2 separate regions of the Homo sapiens genome follow, and region 1 is linked to region 2. A link is a contact called in ENCODE Hi-C data. All regions are on one chromosome and are shown on one strand. The core of a region is the stretch at or near the end of the contact, and the rest is flanking DNA. Distances in the headings are between cores, read along the strand shown.

The links. A loop is a pair of places that touch in the nucleus more often than their neighbours do. Pooled maps may share reads with other maps.
Region 1: a map of ascending aorta shows a loop between it and region 2 (15-fold over the local background). The contact joins the promoter of DGKH here to the promoter of MRPS31 in region 2. A Hi-C loop is called at or near these places in 3 of 168 maps with a recorded cell type or tissue (CD8-positive, alpha-beta T cell, ascending aorta and naive thymus-derived CD4-positive, alpha-beta T cell) and 12 of 50 pooled maps.

The regions. Positions count from the first base shown.
Region 1 is chr13:42,046,195-42,050,932 of GRCh38, forward strand. DGKH (diacylglycerol kinase eta) reads left to right here and starts at 2,454. Exons shown (of 30, transcript NM_178009.5): 1 at 2,454-2,771. The coding sequence starts at 2,580. RefSeq lists an enhancer at 1,601-1,690 and a silencer at 2,231-2,760.
Region 2 is chr13:40,768,052-40,772,767 of GRCh38, forward strand. It overlaps MRPS31 (mitochondrial ribosomal protein S31), which reads right to left and starts at 3,139. Exons shown (of 7, transcript NM_005830.4): 1 at 2,934-3,139. The coding sequence starts at 3,085. RefSeq lists an enhancer at 3,028-3,197.

The DNA of each region.
Region 1 (4,738 bases), core at 1,204-3,703, 1.3 Mb after region 2:
GAAAAGATCAAGGAATTCTTATAAATCAAATAAATAATGTAAGATACCACATATTTGAAATTGTTTCAGTTGCTATTTTGAGCTACATGGTTGAAATGGTTGGAAAGATTGAGACCTTGACCTTGTAATACTCTTGAGGAAGGTGAAGTACATTGCAGGTACACAGTGCACAAATTAGATATTCATTCTAAAAACTTCTAATTTACAGATAAGACCGAGAAGAGGCTAGTAAGTCAGGTATCTTAAATAATGGATTCGTTGAAACTGGCTCTTCAGAAGAGGTGATTGCAGAAGTGCAAAGCTGGCTCTGAGGTTAAATCTTTATGAGAAAGGAATACCTTTACTTTGAGGTATTAAATGGCTCAGCTCTGGGATATGAAACTTTTTAAGTATCTTTAAGCAATCAGTGTTCAAATCAAAGAGTGAGATGCGTAATCTGACCTGTTAAAATCACAAAATCAGGCTGGGCATTAGATAATGCCTTTCAGTTTAATCACTCGCTGCCTGGATTCTGGAAAATGTTGCTATATAAAACACATAATGTATGAATAGAAGTATATGGTAACTGACAGACTTTTGTTATACAGTGTGATAAAGTGAATAGAACATTAGAATACTAACCGCATGATTTTGACTTTGGTCTCAGTTTGTCAGTTGGGGCCTTAGTTTCTTTACATTAAAGGAGAAGACTAAACTAAGTTTATTCTTTCAAAAGACCCTTTACTAGGTGTCCTTGTCTACATTTCCAAAATATTGGACTTGTCCATGACCAAACAGGTGGGAATGAAGGCCATTATTTTGATTATTTTTCTCTTTTAAGAATTTCCAGAAATATGTTCTTTGTAGATAAAGAATTACATATTTGTAGAGTTCTAAGCGTTCTTAAAATTCATTTTGCCCAACTCCTTCCTTTCCTAAAGGAGACAACAGAAGCTGCAGAAATAGCCTCTCTGTTATTATTACATAGCAGCAGTCTCCTGTCTTTAAATATTTGAACTAAACACATTTTACATTTTAATGAATTTAATTTACAGTGTGATGTCCAGTATTGGGATTGCATACTATTTCTTAAAACTTCTTAGAACTGTTAGCTCTAATATATCAAATTTCTTGTTGGGAGTAAGACTGCAAGTTAAAAAAAAAAATTAGAACCTTAGTTTGGAGGAACCTTAAAGGTCATGTCAACTGAAAAAATACGAAAGGAATGGTACTGAAAGGCATGAACATAACAGAGATTGAATGCTTTCTCCAGGTGGAGAGACTCCACAGTCTGGCAGGGACTTTTTGTCCTATTTAAAAATATAGCTAACACCAGTTTGGTGTTCTCTTTGGATGACAAGAGGGATCTGTCGTTTTAATGTCTTCTCTCGCAGCCCCCTCACCGCAGCCCCCTCACACCTGTGAGGCTTCTTTGACGTTGAGCGTGCACAACCCGCTGCCAGTCCGCGGTTCCCAAGTGCCCGCGCAGCCAGCTTGCAGGGGAGTTGTGCGCGGTGGCTACAGCCTGTTGATCCCACTTCCTCCTGCTCTAGTCCGGGCTAGGGAGTGGCTCTGCCAGGACTTCCAAGGCTTTTTGTCTCGGGTACTGGTGTTCGCATGGCTCGAGTGTATTGTTTTCTTCCAGGCAATCTCGGTTAGCGCTTCAGCTTAGACACTTCTTGTGCGTTCTGTCGTCTTGGGCTGCGTGTAGTCTCTTGTTTCTGCGCTTTCTCCACGCCCTTCCCAGTTTCCTGTTAGCCGAAGGGGATCGCTCTTTCTGAACGAAAAGTTCTCAGAGCGGAGCTGAACCTCCCGGAAAATGCTCTTCTCTTCCGTGTGCGCCGGATGGGGGTGGGGGTGGGCCAGAAACTGAACGCCGCCGTCAGGAGAGCTGAGGGGACCCGACGGCCCTGGCGGAGGCGGGAGAGGTACGGTCCTCGGAGTGGGGCTGGGGGTGGGGAAACCGACGAGGGGCAGCCCCCGACTGTCTTGGTGGCAGAGGGGACTTTTATTCAGCTGGAACCGCGCGGCGAGGCCCAAGTGTCTCTGGAGAGATTCGGGGTTCAGGAGGTGGCGGGTGCACCCAAGGGTGCTGGGAGGAAGCTCCAGGTTCCCATTCTTCCCCAGGGATCGGCGTTGCCCCTGCTGTCCAGAAGTGAGAGGGGGTGTGCGGGCATCGCCACTACGGGGTGGGCTGCAGAGGTTTCCTGCCTCCCCCACCCTCCTGTCCATCCTAGGGACCCAGACCGTAAGGGAGTGGAAGAGATGTTGCTCCAAACCCTGTCACCCCATCCTCTCTACCCGCGCTGGTCCTATCCGAGGCTGGGTGCGCAGGGGTCCGAGGCGGGCGGGGGTCCGTTACCTCTGCGTCCCACCGTGGCCGCCGCTCCGGCGGGAACCGAGCGGAGGAGCCGGGTGGACCCCTGCCTGGAGGGCGCCTGCCCCGGGCGACCCTTACCTCGCGGGGGTAGCTAGGGAAACGGAAGATGGCGGCGGCGGCCGGGCACGGGGTTCCGGGCTCCGCTCGGGCAGAGCCCACCCGCTGACCAACGCCGCCGCCCCCGCCGGGCGGTGCTGTGTCCCCGCAGGAGTCGGAGAGGATGGCAGGGGCCGGAGGCCAGCACCACCCTCCGGGCGCCGCTGGAGGAGCGGCCGCCGGAGCCGGCGCCGCGGTCACCTCCGCCGCTGCCTCGGCGGGGCCGGGAGAGGATTCGTCTGACAGCGAAGCGGAGCAAGAGGGACCCCAGAAACTGATCCGCAAAGTGTCTACCTCGGGGCAGATCCGGACCAAGGTAGGGCGGAGGAGGCGGGCCTGAGGGCCGCGTGGAAAGCGGGAGGTGGAGAGGGCGCGGGGGCGCTGGAACGCGCCGGGCGATCCCGGGAAGGCGGGGAAGGCGGGGAAGGCGGGGAAGGCGGGGAAGGCGGGGAAGGCGGGGAAGGCGGGGAAGGCGGGGAAGGCGGGGATGGTGAGACGGTGAGGCGGGGCGGGGCCTGGGGCGCGGGCGGGGCGGGGAGGGGTGGGGCGGGGCCCGGGGGCGCTGGACCGCGGTGCTGCGGGACGGATTCCCGGCGGCTGCGCGGGAGGCTGCGAGCCTGGGCTCCCAGGGAGTTCGACTGGCAGAGGCGGGTGCAGGGAACCCGCGGCTCGGCGGGAGCGTGGGAAAAAGCTGACGCGCAGTCGCGAGTTCCTACTTAGGGAACTTAAAAGGAGAGTTTCAATTTTTCTTCCCTGCCGTTCGGGGGAGCGTGCGCATGTGCTGGCCAACCAGCCTGCGCTGCAGTGAGCCCTGCTGCTTTCCCACTTAGGCCCACTCAGAGGGTGGGTGGAAGGTGACACCGGTCAGCCTTTCCTGCCCCTCTGCCTCCTGCTGCGGTCTGGAAGGCAGAAGCCCCGAGGCAGGCAAGTGGGACATGGTGTTCGCGGCTTAACCGCACCCTGCATGGCTCCAAGGGCTGGCCAGGCTTTCGTGTCGCAGGTTCCCGCCAAGTGCAGGCAGGGTTCAGAACCATGCGTCCATGGTTCTTTTTAATAATGAGAAGTTACCTCTGTGCTGTGTGGACATTAGGATGGTGTGTTACTCTTGTTAATGAAGCTTGTGCTGTCGACCTGTGAGGTCTCAAAGTTAATTTTTAATTTGATCATGAACATACCAAAGCAAATGCTTATGGATATTAAAGGATTTTTATGTATTCTAATTTTCATTGTAATTTAAAAATCTTCACAGAGAGAGTCTGTTATCAGTAGGGAAATTTAACGAGGATATTGAAAACGGAACCACAAAATCATTGGCTTGGGGTACCGTTTTTAAAAATAAATTTGCAAAAAATTCATTCTACAGTTATTTTTATGAAAAATTTTCCCTAAGGTCAATGAACTCCTATTTGGAAACATAATTTTTATTCAGTGCCTGTGGAGGCCGGTAACGGTGGCTCATGCCTGTAATCCCAGCACTTTGGGAGGCCAAGGCAGGCAGATCACTTGAGGCCAGGAGTTCCAGACCAGCCTGGCCAACATGGTGAAACCCCATGTCTATTAAAAATAAAAAAATTAGCTGGGCTTTGAGGCGTGCACCTGAGATCCCAGCTCCTCGGGAGGCTGAGGCAGGAGAATCGTTTGAACCCGGGAGGCGGAGGTTGTGGCGAGCAGAGATTGTGCCACTGCACTCCAGCCTGAGCGACAAAAAAAAAGCTAGTGGATTAATGTTTGTAGTAGCCTGCCTCCTTATTTTCTGAAATACATGTGTGTAAGAACAACACACAAGAACAACTGTTGACAAGATGCACTTACTAAAGAGTTAGGGATTCAGTCACTTTAGTTAAGAGTACATCTTGTAACTCCTTTTAATAGTGACGTTTTTGAGTTTGTAGTAAATTAAGAATATGGCATTTAATGTGTTTTTTAAGATTAAGGCTTTTACAAAGTTAGGGACTTTCCTAAAAGTGTTTTTAATATTTCAAATCTTAATTCTGAAAAAAGTTCATAAACTGTGTTAATGATGGGCAAAATGGCAGGTAAAAAAAAAAATTGTATAGGGGCCGGGCATGGTGGCTCACGCCTGTAATCCCTGCACTTTGGGAGAACAAGGTACCTGAGGATCACTTGAGCCCAGGAGTTCAAGGCTGCAGTGAACTGAGATCTTGCCATTGCACTCCAACCTGGGCAATGAAGCGAGACTGTCTCTTAAACAAACAAGCAAACAAACAAACAAACGTGTATGTTACATATTTATATGAAATGGTCAAAATTCCATGCATACTT
Region 2 (4,716 bases), core at 1,889-4,388:
TACATCTATATTAGACTCATGCAAAAAGATTTCCTAATTCTAAGTAATCCAAATATCCAATTTTATTCTGTGGGGTTAAAAATTTGTTTTGGTATTTGACTACTGAAGAATTTTCAAAACTCTGAATGTGTTAGTTTCAGTAAGAGGGTATATTAAAAAATTATTTGCTAAATATAGTGAATATCTACTCTGTGGTGGGCACTATACTAGGTACTGACAATATATTAGTAAATAAGAATTTCATGGTCCCTGCCTTTATGAAGCTGACGTGCTACAGCACTGCTTCTCAAACTTTAAGCTTAGCCCCCACCCCCCAACTAGGAGGGCACTGACCTCCAACAGGCATCACCCCGCTAAATCCCCTGGAAGTCTTTAATATGCATAAAAATTTTTTTTTTTTGAGACAGGGCCTCACTCTGTCAGACAGGCTGGAGTGCAGTGGTGTGATCTCAGCTCACTGCAGCCTTGACCTCCCTGAGCTCAGGTGATCCTCCCACCTCAGCCTCCTAACTGGGACTAATTTTTTGTAGAGACAGGGTTTCGCCATGTTGCCCAGGCTTGAATTCCTAGGCTCAAGCGATCTGCCCGCCTCCCAAAGTGCTGGGATTACAGGTGTGAGCCACCACACCTGGCCCACAGAAATTATCTATGCTCCTTGCTAAAACATACTTTGGTCCCACCAAAGAATTCTGATTCAACAGCTTTGTCCAGGAGACACTTGAGAATTTGCATTTCTAACAAACTCCCAGGTGACGCTAACGCTGCTGGTCAGAGGACCACGTTACAGTAGCTATGTATGTTACTTAATCCTTACACTTTAACAGAACAGGTTTCATTATTCTCACTTTACAGTACAAACTGTTGCCCACAGAAGTTAAAGTAGTGGTTATGAATCTCTACAGGTTATACAAATCACATAGGGAGCTGACTTAAAACACAATTCTTAGTTTGGAATTTAACATTTTAACTAAACCCCAGGTGATTCCCATGCAGGTGAGCTCAAGAGCCTGTATCAGACCCTGGGTTAAATATTGTATCAAGTTCAGCTGGGCATGGTGGTGCACGCCTGTAATTCCAGCAGTTTGGGAGGCGGAGGTGGGCGGATCATGAGGTCAGGAGTTCAAGACCAGCCTGGCCAATATGGTGAAATCCAGTCTCTACTAAAAATACAAAAATTAGCCAGGTGTGGTGGTGGGTGCCTGTAGTCCCAGCTACTTGGGAGGCTGAGGCAGAAGAATCGCTTGAACCCAGGGAGCAGAGGTTGCAGTGAGCCGAGATCACACACTGCACTCCAGCCTAAGCGACAGAGCAAGACTCTGTCCATATATATATATATATATATATATATATATATATATATATATATATATTATCAAGTTCTCAAAGCCAGAAAATGGCAGCCGCAGGTTAAGGATACTTACATGAAAGAGAAAATGGCAATTTCAAAAAATGCTGAAACTATTTGATCTGCTTATGAAAACGTCAGAGGCTATCAAATCAGGCACTTAAAAATTAGAATAAAAAACCAACTGCATAACTAGTATCCTCATAATCAGTACACAGGACTCTCATTATAATATTCAATATATGGTACAATCTATTTAAGAAAATGGTCATTATTTTACATTTAAAGTTACTATTCAAGGTATTTTAATAGAAAAGTGGTAATCAGGGGAATGAATCTCACATGTAATCTTTACTACAATGTTTTCTTTCAAGACTGCTATCATACCACAGAAAACAATCTACATTATAGGAAAATCACGTCTAAGTAACTCCCTAGCACTAAAAATAATAAACCTCTCGACCTAACCTCCCACCTGAGTTTGTTTCCACTGACAGCAGCTCATCAGTACTTCAAATGCAACACCTTCAACACCACATTCAAGACTCCTCTTTCAGACTGACTTTCCATTTTTCACACTTTCTATATTAAAAGGCCCCCTAACATAAACAGGTATTTGTTGTTTTCTAAAAATTATAATATATGGAAAAATCTTTCTCAAGCCTGGCTCCGCATTCTTCTGTTAACATTAAGGATACCCTAATACTCCAACGCAGCCAGTTGAAATTTTTGCTATCTCTGACTACCCTACCATTATCCCATGACGTCACATCCCTTTAATTCTACCTGTGCAATTTTTCTCCTCCATTCAGCTGGTCCTTCCCATCTTCACTGCTACTAACCTGCTTCAGCACTGTACTTAACCAAACTGCCTTCTGAGTGTTACGCATGGAATTTATGCAGCGGAATTAGGTTTTCATAATAAAGTTCTCGGAGGATAAATACCAAAACCAAGTATGCCACAATTCCCTTTTTTCCTGGCTAACTTCAACCAGTGGTCCTCCTTCAGATTTCGTCAGACTTTTCCAGAAACGATATCCTGAGTCTCCCCTATAATGGTTAGGTGTCCCTATTTGCTATCCCAGCAAGTACTCATTCATGTTGGCTGAATAGTGTACTCTGTTTACCTACACTATCTCAGCTATTACTTCACTACATAGCACTTGAATTGTCTACTTTCTGGAACTACACGCTCCGTGATGGCAGGACTGTCTCACTTGGGGTTTACAACCAGTACTGGCACGCTGTTTTTCGAGTTTTTCAGTAATGAACTAAAGAATAAATGAAGGAAAACAAATGAGACTATCAAATAAATCTTGGGAGGCAAAAGATAAAAACCTGGGTAAACTGACAGGAGATGATGACAAGAGGAATGAGGCGCGGCGTGTAGTAGAGCACAGCGACCAGGTTTGTAATCGTAGCTCTGTTTTCACGCACACTATGACCTTGGGCAAGTCATCTTTTCTTTCTGGGATTTCTCTTTCCTCAGATTTAAAGCAATAGCTTCTAAGACCCAGCAGGTGGTAACATCGACCCCAGGAAGTCGGAGGATGTACAGGACGGGGCACGGGGTTGCCTGAGGACCTACCGGGCCAACAGCGCTGAACTGCGGTACCTGACTGTTCCGTGCCGAACAGTGAGTAGCATAATCGCAGCCGCTGATGTCTCCGGGCTTCCAGAGGACAAAGGGTGGCGGGAAAGGGGGCGAAGAGGTAGGAACGTCGAGACTCTAGGAAACATCGCCGAGACACGAAATGAACCAAGAACACAACTGAAATGGTGCGTCCCGCTGCCAAACACGTCCCCGCCCTCTCTTCCGCTTCCGGCCTGGCGCCTTCCTCCCCCTTTGCGCTCCGGTGGGCTACAGGGGCGGGTAACTGTGTTCCGGACTCGCCCGCGGCCGGGCGGAGCCAGTTGCCTCCAAGCGACCCGACCCACCCCGCGATTGTAGTCCTAGAGGCGGAGTCCTCGCCAGAGTTCAGCAAAGGTTCGCTGGCCGAGGCGGGTCCCAGACCGGCGAACCCGACAGTGGAGGGCGTGACCAGTTGTGCAAAAACTACAGATGGTGCCAGTGAGATCAGTCTCTTCTTTAACAGACAATATTTTGCGATGTTTGGAGGGGAAGGGTCTACAGCGTTCACCACGTTCTCAAAATGCGCCATGGCCACCAAAGAGGTTTAAAAAAAATTACTAAAAGACCTGCTGCCCTATGAATTAGCGTTTCCTTTCAGTCTTTATTTTTGATGTAGAGTCAAAATGAGACATAGGTTTCATTTTTCAAAAATAGCTTTATGGCCGGGCACGGTGGCTCACGCCTGTAATCCCAGCACTTTGGGAGGCCGAGGCGGGTGGGTCACTTGAGGTCACGGGTGCGAGACCAGCCTGGCCAACATGGTGAAACCCCATCTCTACTAAAAAAAAAAAAAAAAAAAAAAAATACAAACACACACACACACACACACACACAATTAGCCGGCCGTGGTGGCGGGCGCCTGTAATCCCAGCTACTGGGGAGGCTGAGGCAGGAGAAGCGCTTGAACTCGGGAGGTGGGGGCTGCAGTGAGCCGAGATCGCGCCATTGCACTCCAGCTTGGGCTACAGGGCGAGATTCTTTGTCTCAAAAAAACAAAAAAGAAAAGAAAAAAAGATTTACGCCGGGGGCACAGTGGCTCATACCTGTAATCCCAGTACTTACGGAAGCCGAGGCGGGCAGATCACTTGAGGCCAGGGGTGAAGACCAGCCTGGTCAACATAGTGAAACCCTGACTCTACTAAAAATGCAAAAATTAACCTGGCGTGGTGGCGAGTGCCTATAATCCCAGCTACTCGGGAGGCTGAGGCAGGAGAATAGCTTGAACCCGGGAGGCGGAAGCTGCAGTGAGCCAAGATTGTGCCACTGCACTCCAGCCTGGGCAACAGAGTGAGACCCCGTCTCAAAAAAAAAAAAGGATGAAAAGATGCAAGAGAGAGACTTGGCTTTTACCTGTCCCTCATGAAACAGGGAACTGTGACCCCAGAAGAGATGTGGGGTTCCCAAACTTGGAAGGGGATGAGAATAAATCTGGTGGGAAATGTTGGCTAATAGGACACATGGGAACCACTAGCCTAAAATTCCATAAAGGCATTCCAAAGTTTACATCAACATTTTCCCTGTCCTCTCAAAAAATAATCAAGGTGGGGAGGTGAGTTTTTGTGATACTAAAACACAGCTTACATTGAGCAGATCTTCCTGAGATCCACTAACACTAACAGAACCTTTGTGACTGAATGCTCTACACAGTACACTTGGGGATGCTTACTTTGTCTGATTTGTAAAAAAACAAACAAAAATTAAAGCATAACTTTGTCAAAAAACAAAATTATGGCAAATT